Regions from separate parts of the Homo sapiens genome. Here region 1 is linked to region 2. A link is an interaction called in ENCODE POLR2A ChIA-PET data of the cell type or tissue named here. Cell type or tissue: CD4-positive, alpha-beta T cell. All regions are shown on one strand. Each heading gives the region's core, and the rest is flanking DNA. Links, peaks and the distances in the headings are about the cores only.

What was found. ChIA-PET counts read pairs that join two places held together with the same protein. Peaks named below come from ENCODE experiments on the same cell type or tissue, not always from the same donor. Only the 100,000 strongest peaks of a DNase experiment are listed, where the experiment ranks them.
Region 1: POLR2A ChIA-PET joins it to region 2 with 8 read pairs; 1 of 35 experiments calls an interaction of 5 or more read pairs at or near these places.

Annotation. Positions count from the first base shown.
Region 1 is chr14:75,540,749-75,546,118 of GRCh38, forward strand. The region is part of intron 2 of BATF (basic leucine zipper ATF-like transcription factor); the gene reads left to right. Among named protein-coding and RNA genes, the nearest start is that of BATF, 21 kb to the left of the region's middle. In CD4-positive, alpha-beta T cell, for the core only: no CTCF peak of the experiment used is centred there; DNase peaks (open chromatin) are centred at 1,333, 2,173 and 2,693; H3K4me3 peaks cover 1,066 bases; H3K27ac peaks cover 3,952 bases.
Region 2 is chr14:74,903,501-74,908,870 of GRCh38, forward strand. RPS6KL1 (ribosomal protein S6 kinase like 1) reads right to left here. Exons shown (of 12, transcript NM_031464.5): 10 at 5,350-5,370; 11 at 3,935-4,030; 12 at 451-3,624. The coding sequence ends at 3,514. DLST (dihydrolipoamide S-succinyltransferase) reads left to right here. Exons shown (of 15, transcript NM_001933.5): 15 at 1-243. Among named protein-coding and RNA genes, the nearest start is that of RPS6KL1, 17 kb to the right of the region's middle. In CD4-positive, alpha-beta T cell, for the core only: CTCF peaks have their summits at 2,361 (motif pointing left), 2,565 and 3,772; a DNase peak (open chromatin) is centred at 2,351.

The DNA.
Region 1 (5,370 bases), core at 206-5,205, 640 kb after region 2:
AAATACTTAAAAGAGTGATTGGCACACGGAAGTATTCAATAAATGTTAGTTATTGGCCAGGCATGGATGATTCACGCCTGAAATCCCAGAACTTTGGGAGGCTGAGGCAGGCGGATCACTTGCGGTCAGAAGTTCAAAACCAGCCTGGCCAACATGGTGAAACCCCGTCTCTACTAGAAATACAAAAAGTTAGCCAAGTGTATTGGCGGGCACCTGTAACCCCAGCTACCCAGAAGGCTGAGGTGGGGAGAATTGCTTGAACCAGGGAGGCAGAGGTTGCGGTGAGCTGAGATTGCACCACTGCACTCCCAGTCTGGGCAACAGAGAGAGACTCTGTCTCAAAAATTAAATAAACAAATAAATGATAGTTAAGTTAACCTAGGCTATTTTTTTAAAAAAATTTTGGTTTCTATCCACCTTTTTCGTATAAATTGAGCCAGGTTACACCTTAGACCTATTAGATCAGAATCAGGCATCAGGATTGCTAAAGCTCCCCAGGGGACCCCAGTGTGTGGATGAGGTTGAGAATCATTGTTTTGGTCCAGTCTTTCCATTTTAAAGTGAGGCAACTGGAGCTGAATAGGGAAATCGAGTCACTGAGGATCACCCAGCCAGGACCAGGGCCCAAGTTCCTATTCCCATTTACCGCTGATGGAGCTCACCGTGGTCATGAGTTCAGGACCTGGCTCTGTGTCTGGAGGAAGGTCTGGCCTCGAGTCAGCCCTTGTCCAGAATATCTGGCCAGGTGACCCCCTCTCCATGCAGCCCAGGAGGCAGATGGTCAGCTCTATGATTGGAAGAATGTGAGTGACTCAGGGATCTTGTGTTGTGTTGTGTTGTGTGTGGGTCACCAAAACCGAGACCCAGCTTTCTCCTGGGAGACAACAGGGTAGCCAAGGACTTATTTTTTTGTTTTGTTTTGTTTTGTTTTTTGAGACAGAGTCTTGCTGGGTTGCCCAGGCTGAACTACAATGGTAAAATCTTGGCTCACTGCAACTTCTGCCTCCCAGGTTCAAGTGATTCTCCTGCCTCAGCCTCCGGAGTTGCTGGGACTACAGGCATGCGCCACCACGCCCGGCTAATTTTTGTATTTTTTGTAGAGACAGGGCTTCACCATGCTGGCCAGGCTGGTCTTGAATTCCTGACCTCAAGTGATCTGCCCACCTCAGCCTCCCAAAGTGCTGGGATTACAGGCGTGAGCCACAGCACCTGGCCAACTTTCTAGTGTTCTCGGGAGACCTTTGCCCACTCAAGTCTCCAGTCTCTCGGGGGAAGCAGTCAGTGTGAGAGAAGGAACACAGGGCCCCGAGCCAAGCCCTGCTCTGCGCCTCCCTCGCGGGCAATGAGTCTTTGCATCAAACACTCAAAGTTTCTGAACTTCTGAGAAAACAAGTGCCTTGAGGTGAATCCTATAGCACAGCTGTCACCAGCCTGTGGTCATTTTGGAGGGTATGTGGCATAGGTTTGTCCCAGGGTCTCAGTTGTCCTCATCTGTAGAGTGGGGATAATAACAGCTGACCTTCCCTATCCCACACAGAGCGTTATTGTGAGGAGTCTGATGGACCTGGATGAATTCTGAATAGGAGAAAGATGGGTACATGGATGCCCAAATGCAGGCTCACCCCCACCCCTCTCAGTAGCAGAAGACATGCATATGGGAGAAGCTGCATTTCCTCCCAGCCTCACTGTGCTCTAGGTGTCCAGCCCTCATTGTTAGGGGATGTCACTGTTGTACCTCTGGATAAACAGCTGCTCTCATGCCACCTTTGCCAGTTGTCCCTTCAGCTGGGCGAGCCCTTTCCAGGGCATGACTGCCCCAAGGAGGGCCAGAGGGGACTGGGCAATAGCAGGGACATGGAGGGACGAGGCCCCAGATCAGCCACTTCCTCCTGCAAGGGAAGTCAAACCCTTTCTCTCATAAGTGTCAGGCTGGCTGCACGGTCCCTGGGCTGGCAGGGCAGGTTTCTTGGGGGCCCTAGCAGGAAGCACTCTTGCTTCCCAAGGTAAAGACAAGTTTCTTATCACTGGCGGTGGTTTTCTGGTTAGAGGCAGCAGGCAGCGGTTACAAACTTTGCCTAGAGCTCTGGGATCTGCAAGCCAGGGAGGGGGAGGCAGACGACAGAGCTAGAGTGAGCTCAGCAGAGCTTGCTTAGGGAGGAAGGACCCGCTGTCACTTCCCGAAAGCTGGGCCAGCCTCTAGGCGGGGAGAAGGTCAGAGTGGCCCTCCCTTCTGCCTCGGGGTTTGCCCAGGCTCTTCAGAGCACAGAATTTACAGTAAATGTTGTCACCAGTGGAAACTCTCAGAGGGGGCGAAGAAAAGGGCTAGAGGAAGGAGCCAGGACTCCCGGCCCCCAGTTCCCGTCTTACCAACACCCCCTAGTCTCATCGTGTTGCTTGATCTTACCTTTCGGTAAAGAGGGGATGCCCTCCTTCTGGGATGTGCCAGGAAATACCCAAATGGTAAAATGAATGAGCCGGCCACACCTTGCAGAAGGCAGGGCTGTGACTCCATCATCGTGGCTCTTGATAACTCCTCTGCCCCGTTTTAGAGGGGCTTCCTTTGTACTGACCTTGGCACACTTTCTAGCTCAGAGCCCCATTCAAGAAATGCCAGGTTGAGGCTGAGCATGCTTGTGTCTGTCCTTCACAGATGATGGAACCTGGCTTGATGAGCAAGGCCATGTTGGTATATGCTTCTCTGCCATTTAGAAAGACCCCCCCCAGGATGTGGGGTTTAAGATGATTGACAGTATAACCGATTAACCTCATTAGCCTACAGCTCATGCACCTGATGGATTCGTTAGGGCAAATTTTATTTTATTATTTTATTTTATTTTTTGAGAGAGGACCTCACTCCATCAGTGAGGCTGGAGTGCAGTGGCATGATCATGGCTCACTGCAGCCTCCAACCCCTGGTGCTCCATAGCTAATTTTCTTTTATTTTTATTATTGTAGATACTGGGTCTCAATAATGTTGCACAGGCTGGTCTTAAACTCCTGGGCTCTCAGGAGGTAGAGGTTGCAGTGAGCTGAGATCGCACCATTGTACTCCAGCCTGGGAGACAGAGCAAGACTGTCTCAAAAAAAAAAACCCAAAAAACCAAAAAACTGCTGGGCTCAAGCGATCCTCTCACCTCGGCCTCCCAAAGTGCTGGGATTATAGGTGTGAGCCACTGCACCCAGCCTATTTAGGGCAAATTTTAAATGTCAAGTTATCTTACATCTGCTCACCACCCACCCTATTTTTGAGTTACCTTCTTCATTCCAGCAGATGATGTCATAAGTCTGTCAGTCAACAAACATCTGAGTTCATACTATGTGCCAGGCATTGAGCCAGGCATTAACAAATAGGCATTTAATAAGTGCTTGAATAATTAAAACAAATTTAAAATAATATTTAACTAGTGCTTTCCAACTTGCCTGATCATTAGAATGACCTGTGGCACTAGTTAAAAATCCAAATTTCACTCCCTAGTAGTCTAGTGGCTAGGATTTAAAAAAAAAATTATTATTATTTTTTTAATTCAGCTCTGCAGCCAGGCATGGTGGCTCACGCCTGTAATCCCAGCACTTTGGGAGACCAAGGTGGGCAGATCCCCTGAGGTCAGGAGTTCAAGACCAGCCTGGCCAACATGGTGAAACCCCGTCTCTACTAAAAATACAAAAACTAGCCAGGCGTGGTGGTGCCTGCCTGTAATCCCAGCAACTCGGGAGGTTGAGGCAGGAGAACTGCTTGAACCTGGGAGGCAGAGGTTGCAGTGAGCCAAGATCACACTACTGCACTCCAGCCTGGGTGACAGAGTGAGACTGTCTCAAAAAAAAAAAAAAAAAAAAAAAAATTCAGATCTGCAGACTTCACTCCGCAAATCCCAAAACCACTGATTCACATTCCTAGATTTTAGGATGGGCCTGAAATTCTATTCTTAACAAGCCTTCAAATTAATTCTCATGATATGGCAAGTTTGGGAAATACTGACCTAATCCAAATAGATTTAGAAAGGTAAGACCTGGTCTCCAAATATCAGGTTGCCTTTTGAACTGAAATTTTTTTTTTTTTTTTTTTTTTGCATCTCCAATGATATTTGCCTTTCCTCTGTGGTTACCAATGCTTAGCAGAGAAAGTCTGTTTGGTTGAGTCGAATAATGTAAACCTTAAAATTATACCGGAATTGCGATCTCCTGGGCTTTCTGAGGATGGGATTGCTTTTCCATAATTGCTAATTACCAGATTGCAATTGTTGATTAATTAATGATGTGATCAGAAATCAGCACTTCTTAGCAGGCATTTTTCTGATTAGCATGTATTTGATGGTTCCCCCAAGCAACAGGGAAAAGAGTTTCCAGAAAAAAGAGAAGCTCACAGGCTTGGGACACCCCCAAAATACCGTCAGAATGCTTTCTGGTAGGCCGGACAGGGTGGAACAAAACGTTGTAGCAGACTTTGACCATTTAGTATTTATTTATTTCATTTTTATTTTTATTTTTATTTTTGAGATGGAGTCTTGCTTTGTCACCCAGGCTGGAGTGCAGTGGCATGATCTCGGCTCACTGCAGCCTCTGCCTCCTGGGTTTCAGCAATTCTCTTCCCCGAGCCTCCCGGGTAGCTGGGATTACAGGTGTGCACCACCACGCCTGGTTAATTTTTTTTTTTTTTTTTTTTTGTATTTTTAGAGACAGGGTTTCACCATGTTGGCCAGGCTGGTCTCGAACTCCTGACTTCAGGTGATCCACCCACCTCCGCCTCCCAAAATGCTAGGATTATAGGCATGAGCCACCGCACCTGGCCCCATTTACTATTTATAAAGACCCTGAGCATTCTAGAATCTGGGTGCAGTAGACAAGTATCCAGTGACTTTATTTGTAAGACGAAATGCAGACACCGGGAGCTTTTGGAAAACACGTGGCATAACACAGTGGAAAAGAGTGAAACTGGTGTAAGACGTTCTCACAAACGACCTTCCATTTCCTTAGGCTCTGGCCTGCCAGCTGCTTTCCCTTGCTGTATTCCCGCCACCTCCCACCCACACACCCTCACAGAGACCCCTACATGCATACACGCAGAGGAACACACTCACACACACCCCTCTATCAGGTTGAACCATATGAAATTGCTTTTTTGCCGGGAGGAGAGATGTAGTCTTGCTGTGTTGCCCAGGCTGGAGTGCAGTGGCTCAATCTCGGCTCACTGCAACCTCTGCCTCCCTGGTTCAAGTAATGCTTCTGTTTCAGCCTCCTGAGTAGCTGGGACTACAGGCGCACTGCCACACCCAGCTAATTTCTGTTTTTGTATTTTAGTAGAGACAGGGTTTTGCCACGTTGCCCAGGCTGGTCTCAAACTCCCCACCTCAGGCAATCCGCCCGCCTCGGCCT
Region 2 (5,370 bases), core at 295-5,294:
GCTTTGTATCCAACTGCATCCAGGCCTGAGGCTGCTGACGTTTGACACCAGGGCCAGTAGAGAGTGCCCTTTTGTATCTTAAGCCAAGAAGTGAGGCCTGGGGGTGGGGGAGGGGGGAAGGGGTGGGAGCCAATACTGAGTGCCTGCAGCATCTACTACTCTGTCTTCACTATTCAGAACTTGTAACTAAAGTATTTAAAGAAACTGATTTTAAATGCAAATTAAAGGGCAGATATTCTCAAACAGGGTTCCTGTATCTGTTCCTTTTGGCTACTGAGGTGGTACAAGTCCCCAGCACTGTTGCACTGAAATTATTGAAAGCCACTCAAGGTCCTGTTGCTTATTTTGTGAAATCAGAAATCCCTTATGTGGAACTTAACACTCATAATTTGACAGAAGGTAGAACCCTGACTGCCAGCCGGGAAAGTGTTGCCAAAAAGAGTCAACCTCTGTAAAAATATTTGAAGAGATTTATTCTGAGCCAAGTGTGAGTGACTGATGGCCTGTGATACAACTCTTAGGAGATCCTGAGAACATGTGTCCAGGGTCGTCTGGCTACAACTTAGTTTTATACATTTAATACATTTTAGGGAGACATAAGATACCAGTCAGTACATGTAAGATGTACAGTGGTTTGGTCTGGAGAGGCAGGACAGCTCAAGACCTGGGGATGTTGTCATAGGCAGAATCAAAGATTTTCTGATTGGCAATTGGTTGAAAGAGTTATTATCTAAAGACCTGGAATCAATAGAAAGGAATGTCTGGGTTACAGTAAGGGGTTGTGGAGACCAAGGTTTTATGCAGATGAAGCCTCCAGCCAGCAGGCTTCAGAGAAAATAGATTGTAAATGCTTCTCATCAGACTTAAGGAGCCTGTTTTAACAGTAATTCCAAAAGGGAGGGGAGTATAATGAGGAATGGCTGGCTCCCTCTTCCCACCATGGCCCGAACTAGCGTTTCAGGTTAACTTTGGAATACCCTTGACTGAGACGAGGGGTCCATACAGATGGTTGGGGGGCTTAGGATGTTTTTTGTTTTGTTTCCATAAAGCATCATAGTCTCTTAGTGCCCCACCTTCCTTGAGCCTGTCAAGCCATACTCTAGAATAGAGAATTTGGGGTCACCATCTTTGTGAAGCCCTTTCAAAACACCAGTAGACTTGCATTTTTTGTGTGGGCTTACATTATTTCAGTGATGGATTTGGGAGGAGTGGGGGCATCTCATTTCATTTGGATTTGATAGCCTTGTGGACCAAGATGCTCAAGGTCAATACACATGAACAGGTGAGGGTTGATGACCTAGGAGCAGTGGTCAGTGAGCGTGAGTGTACAGGGTGGGTAGCTAACCTAGACTGCAGGTGGCAGGTGTGATGGAGTCCAGGCTTAAACACAGCCTTGTCTTTTCCAGAGTCCCTGTCTGCTGAGCTCTTGCAGTGAGGCCATCCCTCTGTGAAGGTCTGTCACAGGAGGGAAGTGGGTCCCAGAGAGTAGAACTAGAGCTCTAGTAGATAGAAAAACAAATTAGGTTGAATGAAAGGAAGAACAGGATTTGGTGTTAGAAGCTTTAATTTATCTATCTGGTAAACCTGCAAAATAGGCATTATTTACCCCATTTTATCGAAAGGAGGTCGACTGTAAGAGCTGGGACCCACAGTATTCTAAACTCAGGGCCCAACAAAGTGTCAGATGTGTAGCTTTGGGTGGATGAAGCACAGAAGTTCCAGAAGGGACTTGTGCTTCATGAAGCGGTGGTTGGAAGTGGTCCAGCCTGACTTAGGGAGAGTAGCAGAAGGAACACTAACTTGCAACTCTGGCTAGGTTGTGTCCTTAACCTTTTTGAGCTTCAGTTTTCTCAGGAGCTACCGTCTGTTGCAAGGGGTCACTGTGAGGATGAAACTGGTATTCCCCCAGGCACCATGAGCCTCTTCCAAGGCTTCTTCATCCTCTTCCCCACAGAACCTGGTCCTCCCCGACCCCACCCCTTCCCCTGAGGCCCACATGGCATGCTGCTCACCACCAGCCCTGCGTCCTACTTCCTGGCAGCCCCAAGCTCGCTCTTGACTTCACTCTGGAGCTTCTACAGGGGAGCCTTCCAACCTGCCCCAATGAGCCGTGGTCATTGCATGGAAGAAGCGAGAACACCGTAGGCCAGAGCAGGCTTTATTGGGGCCGTGTAAACCCCAGGGAGAGGCAGGACGTGGACCACAGAGAGTCATGTACAGGCTGCGCTTTCACTTGTCTTCTCTGTCTCAGTCTCCTGAAGAGCCCGAGGAAGTCAAGTCTCCCCACCATGAGTGAGGGGTCTGGTCTGACAGTTGGGCCTTCAGAGCCAGGCACGTGGACCGTGTCAGAAGCGCCACCTGGTGGTGACTGGGATGCTGGCAGGGAGGAGCTGAGGGCAAAACTCTAGTGGAAATTTCCCAGGTCGGTCCCACGCCCCGGTGACAGGGTGAACCCTGAGAGGAGCCCCCAAACTGGAGGCAATTGTCTTTGAGGTAACCACTCACCCCAGCTTTTCAGAGACCAGAGGCAAGACATTTCTGGCTAAGAGCCATGGATAGTTGTTCCATGCGTTTTGTGGTTTCTTATCCCAAAAGGGCATGAAGTCACAGTAGGCAGTGACATGGTAAACAGCCAGGGCCTGAGAGGGAGTCCTGATGGGCACACCTTGTCTAAACTGCTTTGGCCTGGAAGCTGAATTGCTGTCCTCTTGCACCCCTGGGGCAGGCTGCCCCTCTTCCCCCACACAGGCCCACTGGGGAGGAGGACTCTTGATTCTGGTTTCAGACTTGCTCTAAGGGGCAGACCCATGCATTCCTTCCTCCCCCCATTACTCTTATTTTCTTCCCCTCCCTTTTGCTCTCCCAAGTCTGAAATCACAAGATAGGGGGCATGGTCAGGAATCGGGGGTGGGGGGGTGGGGGTGGGGGTCATCCTGTCCCCTACCTCATCCCTCCCTGCACAACAGATGGCATCCCTGCTTCTGGGCCTCCCCAGCTGCACGAACAGCTTCTGGTGGAAGAGGCCTACTCGCTGTGTGACTAAGAGGACTAGCCAGGACAGTCTGGTTTGGGTCCACTGAGCCAGTGGATCAGTGTCCTGAGATGAGTCTCCAGAGATGTCCTGAGTGGGGCACAACATGGCAGTGAGTGAGTCACAGAACCTCACAGTAGGGTGCAGCAGGTGGTCAACAGCTCAGCGCCAGTGCCACAGAAGGCAACCTTTAACATGGTGAGTCCACATGCTCAACGGGTCTGTTGACTGATGGGTAGATGGTTCAAGCTGCTTAGCAGGGCAAGCCTTGACTGCCCCCACCTCCAGCTTTTCCAGGAGCTGGCCCTTCCTGGGTGGTGGCCATAATTCTGAGGCCCCAGTGGGAGCCCAGCAGGACAGACAGTGCCCTCCATTCCTCGCCCAAAGCCCGCTGATAGAGGGCCAGCCCTGGGTTGGGTGTCAGGCAAGGAGGAGAGGCGATCCAGACCAGGCCAGCTGCTTCCGTCACCCGCTCTGCCCTCTTACCCCACCAGCTTGCTCCATTGGATGGTACTGAAAAAGGGATGGGACTTGAGTTTGCTGACACCACCTTCTCCCATGCCCAGGCGCCGGGTAGGCTCGAACTGCAGCAGCTGCAGAGAGAGGCCCAGTCAGCTGGGCCACTCCAGCTGTGGAGGCATGGGGTGACCTCCAGGGACTCCAACCACTATGGCCTCTAGGGGGCCTGCTCCCTGGCAGCCTGGCCCACAGAACCCCCATTTTACCCTGGGAACATTGGTGGTGGTTGGCCACCAACATATAGAAATGTGTTGCCCCTACTGCCCTCTGCACCCACATCAGACACTGAGCACGAAGCACACGTGGTTCAGACACAGTTCTGTGCCCCTCCCAGCACCTTCCTCAGGCTAGGCAGCTGCTTCCTCTGGCCGGGCTACACCTCACCTCAGTCAGCAGAGAGGCCGCTGGGCGACTGAGCCACTCGGGCAGCTGGAGCTGGGTGTGGGCCTGGATTCCTGAAGGGTGGCTCTGGGACAGTGCCTGGGAGGACACAGGGAAGGGCCTCTGAGGAGGCAACCCCAGGACCGTCTACACTCCAGTGGCAGCCAGGATTTTTTTTCCCCATGTCACAGCCCATGAGGAGGATGACAATAATGATAGTTGCTACAGCCAGACACAGTGCCTGATGGCTAAGCAGTGCCTTTATGTTATCCACGAAAGGCAAGAAACAGGCCCAGAGAGGTAAAGGGACTTGTGCTGAGTTCAGGGTTTGAACCTAGGTCTCTTGGCTCCAAGCTTGCTAGAAGCAACTATCTTGGGTTGCAATCAGGGCAGGCACTCTTGGGAATAGTGATGGAACTTGTCTCCTTATTTTAAAAATCCACACGGGCTGTTCATTTGGCAGCAGGCCATGGCATGCTACCATCGGGGCCAAGGCAGCGGCGTGGCAATAAAAGAAAATAGGACCTCTCCACACCCCAGAAAGGCACAGCTTTGAGGAGCAGAGGGTCTGTCTGGAGGGAAGTATGAGCTTCCAGGAACCCCCAGGAGGAAGGCCAAGAGCTCTGGGCTGGAGAGGTGGGAGGAGACAGGAAAAGAGAGAGCCACTCTGGGGGAAATTGCAGCCAGGACTTTCGGGACCCCGTGCCATGGGACGAAAGCAGGAGGGAGCCTGGATGGACTGGTCAGCTCTGGACTTCAGTTCACGCTGCATCCATTTCGGCTATTTCCTGCTCAAATGCAATTTGGCCTCCCCCTTGCTGCCTACATAACTGGCCTCAGTTGCAGTGTTCAGCTCATGAGGGGAGGACAGAAGGCAGAGCCATCAACTGTTCCCAAGAGTGCCTGCTCTGATTGCAACCTGCAAACACAGGTTCCCGGAGTGTTTGCAGGGGGATCTTTTGAGCTCTTGGCTGACCCAGGCTGGACAGGGCAGCTGCTTGCCTGGGTGAAAGAGCCCCTCTCTCCCATCCTCCAGCTAAGGTCTGGGGGTGACAGCCAACGAGGTCATGGGTGGGAGGAGTGAACAGCGGGCTCAGGATGATTGAACAGCCTTCCAGGGAAGAAGGGCTGTGTCACATTCCGCGCTTCCTCCAAATCTGACACCACCTGGGCCCAGGCTCTCTGGCAGAAACCTTCCCTGACCATCCCACTCTACTCGTATTCATAGAAGTTGACAGTCTCCTTAGCTATAGCCAACTAATGTGTTGGGAGTGCTAAGTGTGTCCCTGGCTTCGGGGGCAGTTGTGCTGGTAGGACAGCCAGGCAGTCTCTGCCCAGACTGGCTGGATGGACTAAGCCTGGCCCATCCCACACTCAGTGGCACCCACCAGGGCACTACACCCAGCCCAGCCACTCACCATTCCCGTCAGCAGTTCATA